Linked DNA regions of Homo sapiens: region 1 is linked to region 2. Evidence: chromatin loops called from intact Hi-C (ENCODE). Cell type or tissue: Calu3. All regions are shown on one strand. Each heading gives the region's core, and the rest is flanking DNA. Links, peaks and the distances in the headings are about the cores only.

Region 1 (5,394 bases), core at 104-5,103, 320 kb before region 2:
AAGTAATATGAGGTAGAAATTCTGTTAGTGAAGAAGACAGGTATAGCCTAGGATAATCCTGCTAATTAAAGCGTAACAGATTGCATGTCTTCTAGAAAAGAGGGATTCAAATATCAAATAACTTTGTAAGTAGCTGCTCAATAACTGGAGGTAACTGCAAGTCAGTGGTAGAAAGGAAGAACTGTAGAAGGAACCAATTAACCAGAGGCAGTTCAAGTTTGCAAGGACAAATCTGAAGGTTTCTCAAATAATCATGGGTTAATCTTAGCAGGAAGAAATTAAGAAACTAATATGTATAATATGAGCTTTAATCAATTTATTGTGAGAAAAGATAATTAAGAGAAAAGAGTTTTCTAACAAATGAGTAGGGGCATGCATAATAACTTGAAAATGATTAGGATAGTTCATTTGTATACAGTTCACTTCTCTAAAAGAAAATTAGGAAGAGAAATATAGAATATTAAGGCATAATAAAGATCTTATTGAATTAGTAACTGCATGATAGGTAGTAAAAGGAATGCAAGGGAGGTTTAGTTATTTAGATATATTAAGCAGCTGCTTTACAAATAAAATGTCAGAGGCTTAAAAGTGTTAACACAGTGTCAGTATCACCTCTACCCCTTACTGGGTGTTTGACTAAAGACTATGTCCTCAAACTTGCTGTGATCAGTTTTCTCCTCTATAAAGTAAAGTTTAAAATAGCATTTACCTCTTGGACTTGTGATACTTAATCTGTACAAAATGGTTAGAAAAGTCTGAGGCACTTAGGGAAGATTTGATAAATGTTAACTATCATCATCATTATTATTGTTATTTTAAATTATTTCTTTATAATTAAGCAGAATCTATTACGTTGATGATTGATTCTGCTTTCTACGTTATATAGAATCTGAATTAATATAACAAATATTTGTTGTTTGCCTGCATTATTTGAGACTCTGTGTTAAGTGCTGGGGTAAAAACTGACCAAGATAGACACAGTCATTCTCTTTAGGCAGTCTGACTGGGGACATGTGCAATTAAGTGAGTTGAAGTGGAAAAAACAAATGCCTCAAGAGAGTCAAATGTGGATAAAAGTGCTTTAGAATCGGGCCTTTTCAAACAGTAACTTCAGAGATCTGGCCTGGTATTTGTAAAGCTAAGGAAGCTTTCATTAAGAGGTAGAAGCCTTAGTTACTGCTCTTTTCTTAATCTAATTAAGTCTAAGGAAATATACTTTGAAAAAGTGGCTGCGAGATAACACATTATGCTGGGAATTACGATAGGAAAAAGAAAGGGTCCTGTGTAAGAATCTAATGGAGCAAGTAAGTGTTCTGGGAAGAGGGAGCGGGGTATGAATAATCACAGAAACGTAGTAAGAAAATTATATTCTCTTAATTAAATATTTTATAGGCCTATAATAGGAGTATTATATTAAAATACACTCTTTAAAACTTGTGATCTACTAAAAAAATAGAAAGATTGATTAATAATATTGAAAGCCTTAAGAACATAAACACTGAGATATGATAACTATTATTGAGGCTGCCTTTGACAAAAAGAGGGAAAAACATTTTTAAAACATAAAAATAATTGAGGGAAAGAAAATTCTACTTTGATATAAGAAATATCACAATAATGTTTTATCTCGTGTTTTTTTTCATAAACTCCAATCTTAACAGGATTACTATATGACATTACTGTAAAATATCTTTTCTCTTCCTTCCCCACTTTCACCACTCCATACAAGAAAGTGCCACATGTGGTCATAATCTGAATAAATGATAGAGAAAAGCAGAATCTACTCATAAAACTCAAAAAATAGAAGTCTTAGAAATAAGCATAATGTAAATTGAAACTAGATGTCCCATTTTAAAGACAACACCTTACCTTGACAAACGCTGTCAGGAAACACCACATTTATTTCAGAGCAGAACATTTTTTCTCTATTTCTTCCCTTCCATCCTACCTCATGAGGAGAATATTATACCAGTAAATCTCAAAATCATCTGGAATATAATTTCAATACGTGAAAAAAATCTGTAATTTGTCAATAGTCTATTTAAAACTAACACTCAGAAAAAATGGCAGCACACTAAACATTATGTGTCTAGTTAGGAGCACTTAAGACATCATTGTTGAAGTCCTTTCTGTTAACATTTAACCTCCTGGGGTTTAGATAATAACTTATTCATTAAACTGCTAACTCCCTTTCCAGCAGGATTTGCCTATGAATTTTTAACTGGGGCCGAACCTCCAGATGTCTTCCTCCTCCAACTAAATTCTTACCATTTCTTTTCCATGCTGCTCACTTCTTGCTTCCCATAATCAGTTAGCATCTAAGAGAGCCCAGTTTGTGTGGCTCCCCAACTAAATATATCATTCTGAAATTATTCTCTCCACATAAGTTCAGTACACATTAGGGCTATAAAAATATTTCAAGTTCTGTATAGGATGTATTCTAGGCTCATATTTACTTATTTTTTTCTCCATGCTAATTACTCTGTTTTTCACATTATTGAAGTAGAGTAAAATGGTCTCTTAACACCCATCTGTAACTCTATTTTCTTTTATGTTCAGATTCCCTAAATAGCCTCACAAGATGATCATTCCTTTCCATAACCTCTAAGAGAAGATCTAAGAAGGAGCTATGAAATCAAAGACCAAAGATCTGACTCTTCTGTGAGTCACTCTGCCCTCTACAGTGACTGTTCATTACTTAATTTTACAGCCTAGTGTTGGGGTCTGCCTTCAAATGTTCTGTGTCGTGTCCAACACACTTTGTCATTTTCTTTCTAATCCTTGTGATTATTATTGTTGTTATTGTTAGCTTCCTATGTAAAACTAGTTCTCAGCTTGATGATATAAAAACTATTTTAGCCATAAATGTATCTCTTGTATTTATATAAAAGGAAAAGGAGTATTTTAAACACTTCTGACAACTAATAAAGCCAGGTGTGTGTGTGTGCATGTGTGTGTGTGTGTGTGTGTGTGTAGAGAGAGAGAGAGTGAGAGTGAGAGTTTAATCTAGGTGTTAACCCTGGGGTCTTGGAAAAGTTCCCATTTGAGTAATTGAATTTTTATTAACTCACTTCCTCTTGCAGGTATTTTTCATTTAATGCAGCACAGTGTTCTGTATTATTTCTGGATGCTAAGTTGTTGCTACATTTCTCCCTGTGGTGACTACATTTCATCAATGAATAAAGCCGTAACTGATACATGAAATCATTTTATTTTGATATATGTGCTTTGGAATCCTCCCCTATTTTAAAACAGATACTGGAAAAGAAAAGACAGATGATAGCAATATAGATAGAGGAAACAGATATCTGGGGGATTCCTATTATTGAAAAAATAGTCTTATTTGGTTTTGGTATTATCCCCTAAATTCTGTAGACTTTTGTTTCAGAAAATAAAGAAAATGAATGGATTCACTCATTTATAGGTGATCCATTTAGGGAGTCCTTGGGAAACAATAGTGTAGACTTAAAAAAAAATGTAATAGGAGATAGATCTGGCTATTTTTTTTTCTTGTCCTCTGAATAATAGCTGGTGACAACACAGATGTTAAACACAAAATATTACAGGGATTAATTCATAGCGCTCTAGTTTTCATCCAAGGTCATGTGCAGTGCAAACAATAAGTTCCAGCCAGGCAGTCTGTAGTGGCAATTAAGGACCACCTAGGGTGGGGGTGAAGCTGAAGGTGGCTCTGACCCTAGGAGGTCTACAGTCACTTCAGTGTACCTCCTTGGAATGCCTTCTTGTTCCTATAAATTAAACAAAAGTGAATTTTCTCCCCTTTAGGGAACAAACAATCCATGCCTCAGATCCTGCAGCCTAAGCATTTCCTCCTTTAGAATTGCAACTGAATCTCCTCTAAACAGCAATTAGCATTTTAATAGTATTAATAACATTCACGATTTTAACAATCTGAAGCTTTCTGCTTTTTATTGATGTCTTTTGTTGCAATTTTGTCTAATAGTGTGCCCAGGGTAGCAAAATATAACCAATTAAAACATTTGCCAAACAGCAAGGAATCTGGAAAGTTTCAATGCTGCTCGACTAAAAATGAAAATGGTTGTATGAAAATAACATTTCCAGCCAACAAGACCAGGGGACATACTGGCAGTCCTTTATGTTACGATTCTGCTTCAGAACTAGGGTAAATCGTTCAGTGTTACCTTACTAATGTCAGATTAGAAAAACCAAAGCTGGCAGTCTCACATAGAGTCCCTGGAAGCCTCAACTCCATATAGTTTACAGAAAGCATAAGTATACAGAAAACTGGGTAGTTTTAGTTTAGTATAAGATTGCACTATTTGTATGGAATCTTAATTAGATTCCTTGGTTATATATTCTCAAAACACCTTGTGTTTTTCTTTCAATTAACACAGCATATCTACTTATACAGTAAAATATTAACATTAAATACTTACTATGTGCTAGTCAATGAGTCAGCAATTTATCATGAATCATTTAATCTTCACAATAACTCGAATACTGAGGTCTATTATTAACCTTTCATTATAGACACTGAAGCTTAAAGATGTGATTTGTCCAAGGTTAAAGAGCTAGTCAATGATAGAGCAAAAATACAAACCCTGGTCCCCCTGCCGTCAGCCTATAACCTAGTGTGTACTTTGGAGGTATAGGGAGGAGGGGGGTTGGTTTTATTTTGTTTTGTTACAATGTCTGCCTCAGTGACAAGGCTCTAAAATTGAAGAGAGAAAGAATTGTTCCTGTTTGCTTCACTGCTTTCTCTCTCTAAATTAGCATGGTGCTGGGTGCATAGTAAGAGACAGCTGGATCTTTCCTAAATGAATGAAAAGTATGCATAGATTTGCCTTGTCTAACTAGATTATCATTGGGCTTTGTTTTCTTGCTTGGTGTCATTTATATCTTCTATGTTCCTGATTCCTAAAGGAAGTATACAGAAGTTTGAGCATTTATTGGTGCTTTATCTTCTTGGTAATGTTCATTTGCTTCTAAAGGTGCGTGTTTATATATATGAATAATGTTATATCCTCTGTTCGTTCCAAAAAAGTATTTAGGGTATACGGTTCTAAGAATTTATTCTGCCATTTGTGAAAGTTCTTGCTTTCCACAATTAATCATCAATTTCTCTATTTCCTAAATTTCTTTTTACTTTTTACTTTTTTTGGACAAATTATTCCAATTCTATTACTCATCTGGCTATCCCATTATGTCAAAAGACTCTATATAATTTCCTATATTTGAAATAAACTATCACTATTTTAATAGGCTTTATATAGTAATATCCTGAGCTGAATTGGGTCAGATTTGGGTAAGAGCAACACTAAAGTGCTCCAAAACCACTTCTTGTAGCTCCTATTCCTTCCAAATAAATACTTGTGCTTGTGTATACACTAGCCTGAGAGAAAAAGGTCACCA
Region 2 (5,362 bases), core at 363-5,362:
TATATGAGCCCAGTAGAAATCAGTAATGAGAAGACATAGTCCATGATATTCACACTCTCTCACTGGTAAGGATACTTGATATAGGTTATCTATATCAAGTATCAATGTAGGATGGATGTATCTATTTTATACATCCTCCTCTTCTACAAAGAGGGAATGTATGAGATATCCTAGGTATGACCACTTCTCATAAACTCAATGATTAAATCATTGACTCACATACGCTGACATTATGGAGCAGAAATACATCTATTTACAAAGATTAAAATGTCCAGAAAACATCAGATAGAAGTGGGAAGTTTGCAAAATGGAAAGTTACAGAATAGAGTTCAGCTCTTCTGGGTTGCAATAGAATTTAATTCTTGGGGGAACAAAAGGATCTTTGAATCTTTGATAACTTTAAAACATTCCAAAATAGAAGGCGGAACTTTTCAATCAACTTCTACGTATACATTTTAAAAGCTCTGATATCTTAGTAATTGCACATTTTTCTACTGGCTGTCTTTCATTTTAACATCAATGAAATAGAAGTATAGAAATGGTAGTTACCACACTGTGTTAGTTTCAATGCTGTGCTGATGGGTAATTGTAGAAAACACAGAGAAATGTACTCCACCTCTAGAATAAGATAATACTCCTATATCCTGCTTTCATTTCCACATATATTTACTGCTCTCCCATCAGTTATGTGCCAGTTCCTTTGCTAGCTACTGTGTGATGACTGAAGCATTCTTTGCTTTCAAGGATGGAGCTTGTATTCTATGAAGAGAGAAAACAAGTACACAAATGACAATGCACAAGGCATAATCAAGTAGGTGCCAAAGAGAAGTACATTATGAGAGTAGGATCAAACCTATAAAATCAGCCTGTCTAACCTACCTCGTTTTACAGACAAGGAAATGAGGCCAAGGGTAAAAGTGTCTAGTTTAAGGTCACACTACCAGTATGGAAAGTCAAGTCTTTTAACATCAAATCAGTTTCTTTCAATTTAAACTACATTACCATTTTTGAGGAAATTAAATAACTTTAGTTTTTGTTAGGCTTTGCCATGTTTTACTTTAAGGTAAGAGTATAAAAATAATGTATACCAAAACTCATTCTAGACACTGTAAAATATGTGGGATGAATTAAAACTTTGGCTTAGCAAAGTAAACATAATTTTACAACTTTCAAACCCCATTATTCTTATGTTCGATGCATGTTACAAAGTGGTTGTGAAATTCAAAATGGTTAGTGGAGAAAAGCAGCAAACCCCCATAGATAGGTCATACCAAGAGCAATACTTTTGTTGTTCACAGCTGTGTGAAATTTAACTTGGATTCCTGAAAGAAAGCTTGCCAATTTCTTTAAATCTTTGTGGACCTTCACATGAATGTAGTTTTACACTCAGTGAATGTTGATTGGAATACATATAAAATAACAAAATGCAACTACGAATTCTGGAATACTTTTAAATTATAAAGCACAGAAGAATCTATGGACATCTGAAAAAAAGGTAGTATGTGTGTTTACTCTGCCATATACATATTCCTTCAAAAATGCAGAGCTTACTTGAAGGTGATATTAACCCCATTCATTCATTTATTCATTCATCATTGATTCATTCCTTCAGGGAAAACTGATCTCATTGTAGTTACAAGACAAAGTATTAATAACGCATGTGTTTAAAGTTATTTTTATTTAAAATATGTGTTTAAAGTTATTTTTCTACCATACAAATAGTTTCATTTCTCTCTCCATATTTTTTCAACTGGACTGCCTTGTGACTAGTGGAATAGAGTGGCTGTGGAATTTTCTGTGGAACAGAGCAAAGATAGAAAACATACTTGTTTAGCAGGATAACATCACTTTTCTTGTATATTTCACAGAAGGTGCTAAAAATCACCTATATCAAGTATCCTTACCAGTGAGAGACAGTGAATACCATGGACTACAAGGTCTGCTCACTACTGACCTCTACTGGGATCAAAAGATCCTGAAAATCATTTTTAAATAAGCAGGTATACAGTTCTAAGGGAAAGGACAGAAGCTGAACCGTCTGCATAATACTAATGGGTACTCATCTTTAATTCAGATTGGCTGGACGTGGAGATCCCTTTAAAGGCAAGAGATTTAAACTCTACCATGTGTAAGGTTTACTTGGCAGGGATCATTTTTAGGTTGGCATGGAATACATTTACCCCAGTTACAAAATCCTAGTAACATCTGTTGATATGAAGTGTTCATTTGTTTCTGATTTCCCAGTCCTTCTAATAGATCTACATGCATTTGAACTAACTAAATTTTGAAGAAATGAGCAGCCTCATAGGCATTTCACAGTTATTTGTTCAGTGATCTTTTTTTCTTTGCCTGGAACTTTGGTTCCCTGGTGGCAACAACAAACCGATAGAAATGGGGACAAGGCCAATCTGTGCCCATAAAAACTCACATTTTTTTCTTTTAAAACATTACAATCAGGTTTTTTTCTGTGATAACTGAGGTATATATTTCCCATAATTCAAGCAAACAGTATTGCAATTGTCTGTTTGCTTTGACTTTTAATCAGATCATTTCTGGTTGGTTGTCTGAACATGGCCGGTCATGTTCCCTTTCTAAAATAAGTATAGTTGAAAAATAGTTCACTGATTCCAAATCACGCCTTTCACATTCGCAATTGGACTTGGATATCCAGGAAGATCTTTTGGACTGTAGCAGATTATGGCTGCCCTCTAGTGACAAGACACTCCTGCTGTTTCAGCTTAGGTAAAATAGGGCATATTTAAAACAGAGTCTATTTTCTACTCAATCAGTGGGGTGAAAGAAATCTTTATAGAGAGAATACAATAGATACATTGTTAATTATGTTGAAAAATAATTTTATTCTAGGAAATGTAGACATATGTGAAATGCATAAATGCAGATACATATTCCTCAATCATAGCACTTTGGCTAACATGCATTTCTATAGAAGTCAACCATTTTCAAACTCAACTGTTACCATTTAAATAATTCTATATTATTTCAATAATCATTGAACAAAGGTTAGGCTTTATAATGCAGAAAAGCTAATTATCTTACAGCACTGTTAACTACTGAATCTTCATTCTATCTCCCTAAACTTTCTCCATCATATTTTTTCCAGCAAAGAGAACATAGTGTATTCATTTGACATGCAATTTGTATTTCCAACTAGCTTCAGACCAATTGCTTTTTTTTTTCTCTAATTGCTAAAATGTCTGAAGTTGTATTTCGATTACCACACATGCTTGGGTGCATCAGGCCTCATTTAAAATTCAACCAGCAATACTGTAACTGCCCCAATCAATAATAGTGAAGCATAGTAATCCAGGCCACAACTGTAAGTTGGCTTTCTTATTTCCTATCACCTACACGGTACAGGATAGCAATGCTTGATCTGATTAATTTCAAATTAAAGAAAAACAAAACATAGAAGAGAAAGAAAAGAAACAATGCTCTTTGGCCTGCTGCTGATAGAGTTGAATCAAAGTAAATCTCGTTGCCGACCAGACTACAGAAAAATCACCTCTTTGAAGGTTGACAGAGGAGCAAATCATTTTTCATTCACCACCTCATTTTTTCCCCATCCCCAAACCATAAGACATTTTCTACAACGGATAGGTGTTGCTTTTTCTATAAAAAGTAAGTTTCCACTGCAAGTGTGAAAACCTAAAAATCATCTAACCATAGAGGGAAAAATTCTTTCTGGCCTGTATGAAATGATAAATTCTCCCTTGTTTAAAATACAGTGAAGCATTTGACCCCGTATCACATACTGATGTGTGTGTAAACACACACACACCCACACCCACACACACATTCAGGATAGAAATGTACTAGGAAAAATTGTTGAATCTCAATTGCTGAAGTATCTATTGAAAAATATAGACAATAAAAGGTTGACTAGATAATCTACTCTGACTTTCCACATGGTGAGTCAGCCAAGTGGTCTATTGGATGATTTAAAATTAATAGAGTAAATCCAATCAAGGGACTAATTCTGATTTGGGTATATGTTTTAAAACTTTGTAAGAGGACAATTTGTTTTCTATTTGTCCTCATTTCCTTTGTAGGAAAATATACTTTTTCTTCTGGCAATAAAACCAACAATGAAAGCCTTTTGGGAAACCAAAACCAAATTCCCTGGGCTTTGTGGCTATGTTGAAATGGCTAAAATCAACTGGCAGCAATACGAATACCCGGTTTTCTGTTCATTCCTATAATACCTGGAAGAAAATACTCATTTCATTACAGTTTAGTAAATATTTGTGGAGTTCTGATTCTGCATCAGATATATTTTTTTCTAGAGCTGAAAATCCAGAGAAGATTAAGTTTTTGCTTTCAGTGACATAAAAACAAATACTTACATATTGATGTATTCTATCATAAGTATATATGCAATATAAAAACACAGTATCAAATAGAGAATAATTCTGAGACAAGTTATATTAGAAGTGATGACTTGATGGTGACCAAGCCAACATTTTGAAGGATAAATAAGAAATCTGCAGACAGATAAGATTAGAAAAAGTCACTCCACTTGGACAAAATGGCCATTTAAAAAAATTAATTGTATCAATCCTGAAAGATGCTCTAATATTCAAAATCTGTTGTAGTTTAATAAATACTTATATCAATGTCAGTTCTTAAAAACTAACCGATTTTTTAAACTCTTACTTTGTGCCACACACTGTCCTAGATACTGGTGAAGAAAACTAAAGAAAATATGATGCATGCCCTAAAAGTGTTTACTATTTATAAAACATGCAACTCCACCAAAACTGTAGTTAAGGAGTACATAAAGACAGAGAGAAAAGAGGAAAAGGCAACAATAAAGGAATGATGTCAACACTTTTTTGGAAGAGATAAGGCAAATGCGGAAGTGATAATAGTGCAGAGTATAGAAAGTTACAACATAAATGCCTAAGGGAAGAGATGACCAGGAAAAGTATGGCAATTTACCCTTGTGAAATTCTGCGAGCCTCAAGGTTTGAAAGTACAGGTCATAGGGAAGGTGAGGGTGAAGTTCCCACTAACATCAGGGAATATGTTAGGAGTTTGTAAAGAGAAGAAATGGACCACACTAAGGTCCTGCCCCCAAGTCACACAACTGATATCCTATGCAAAGTAGAGGGCAAGGTTGAGGACTGGGTTAAAAAAATAAATAAAATGGAAGTGAAATCTACCTGCTGAACTATGAGATGTGAAACCACTTCCCTTCCATGCTTTCAGAGTATTCGAAAGCGTTACTTCTCCTCTCAGGTAGAAGATTCAAAGATGTTTCTCTAGAATACCTATATAGTCCCAGAGAAAAGATTTCATATACAGATACTTTAGAGAGCTAAATAATTTTTTTAAAAAAGTC

What was found. Hi-C counts contacts between places; a loop is a spot of excess contacts. Peaks named below come from ENCODE experiments on the same cell type or tissue, not always from the same donor. Only the 100,000 strongest peaks of a DNase experiment are listed, where the experiment ranks them.
Region 1: it touches region 2 in a loop (4-fold over the local background); 3 of 110 quality-filtered maps call a loop at or near these places.

The regions. Positions count from the first base shown.
Region 1 is chr1:80,532,418-80,537,811 of GRCh38, reverse strand. LINC01781 (long intergenic non-protein coding RNA 1781) reads right to left here and starts at 2,057. Exons shown (of 3, transcript NR_125941.1): 1 at 1,870-2,057. In Calu3, for the core only: no CTCF peak of the experiment used is centred there; DNase peaks (open chromatin) are centred at 2,241 and 2,971.
Region 2 is chr1:80,214,899-80,220,260 of GRCh38, reverse strand. No RefSeq gene overlaps it. Among named protein-coding and RNA genes, the nearest start is that of LINC01781, 320 kb to the left of the region's middle. In Calu3, for the core only: a CTCF peak has its summit at 2,687 (motif pointing left); a DNase peak (open chromatin) is centred at 2,680.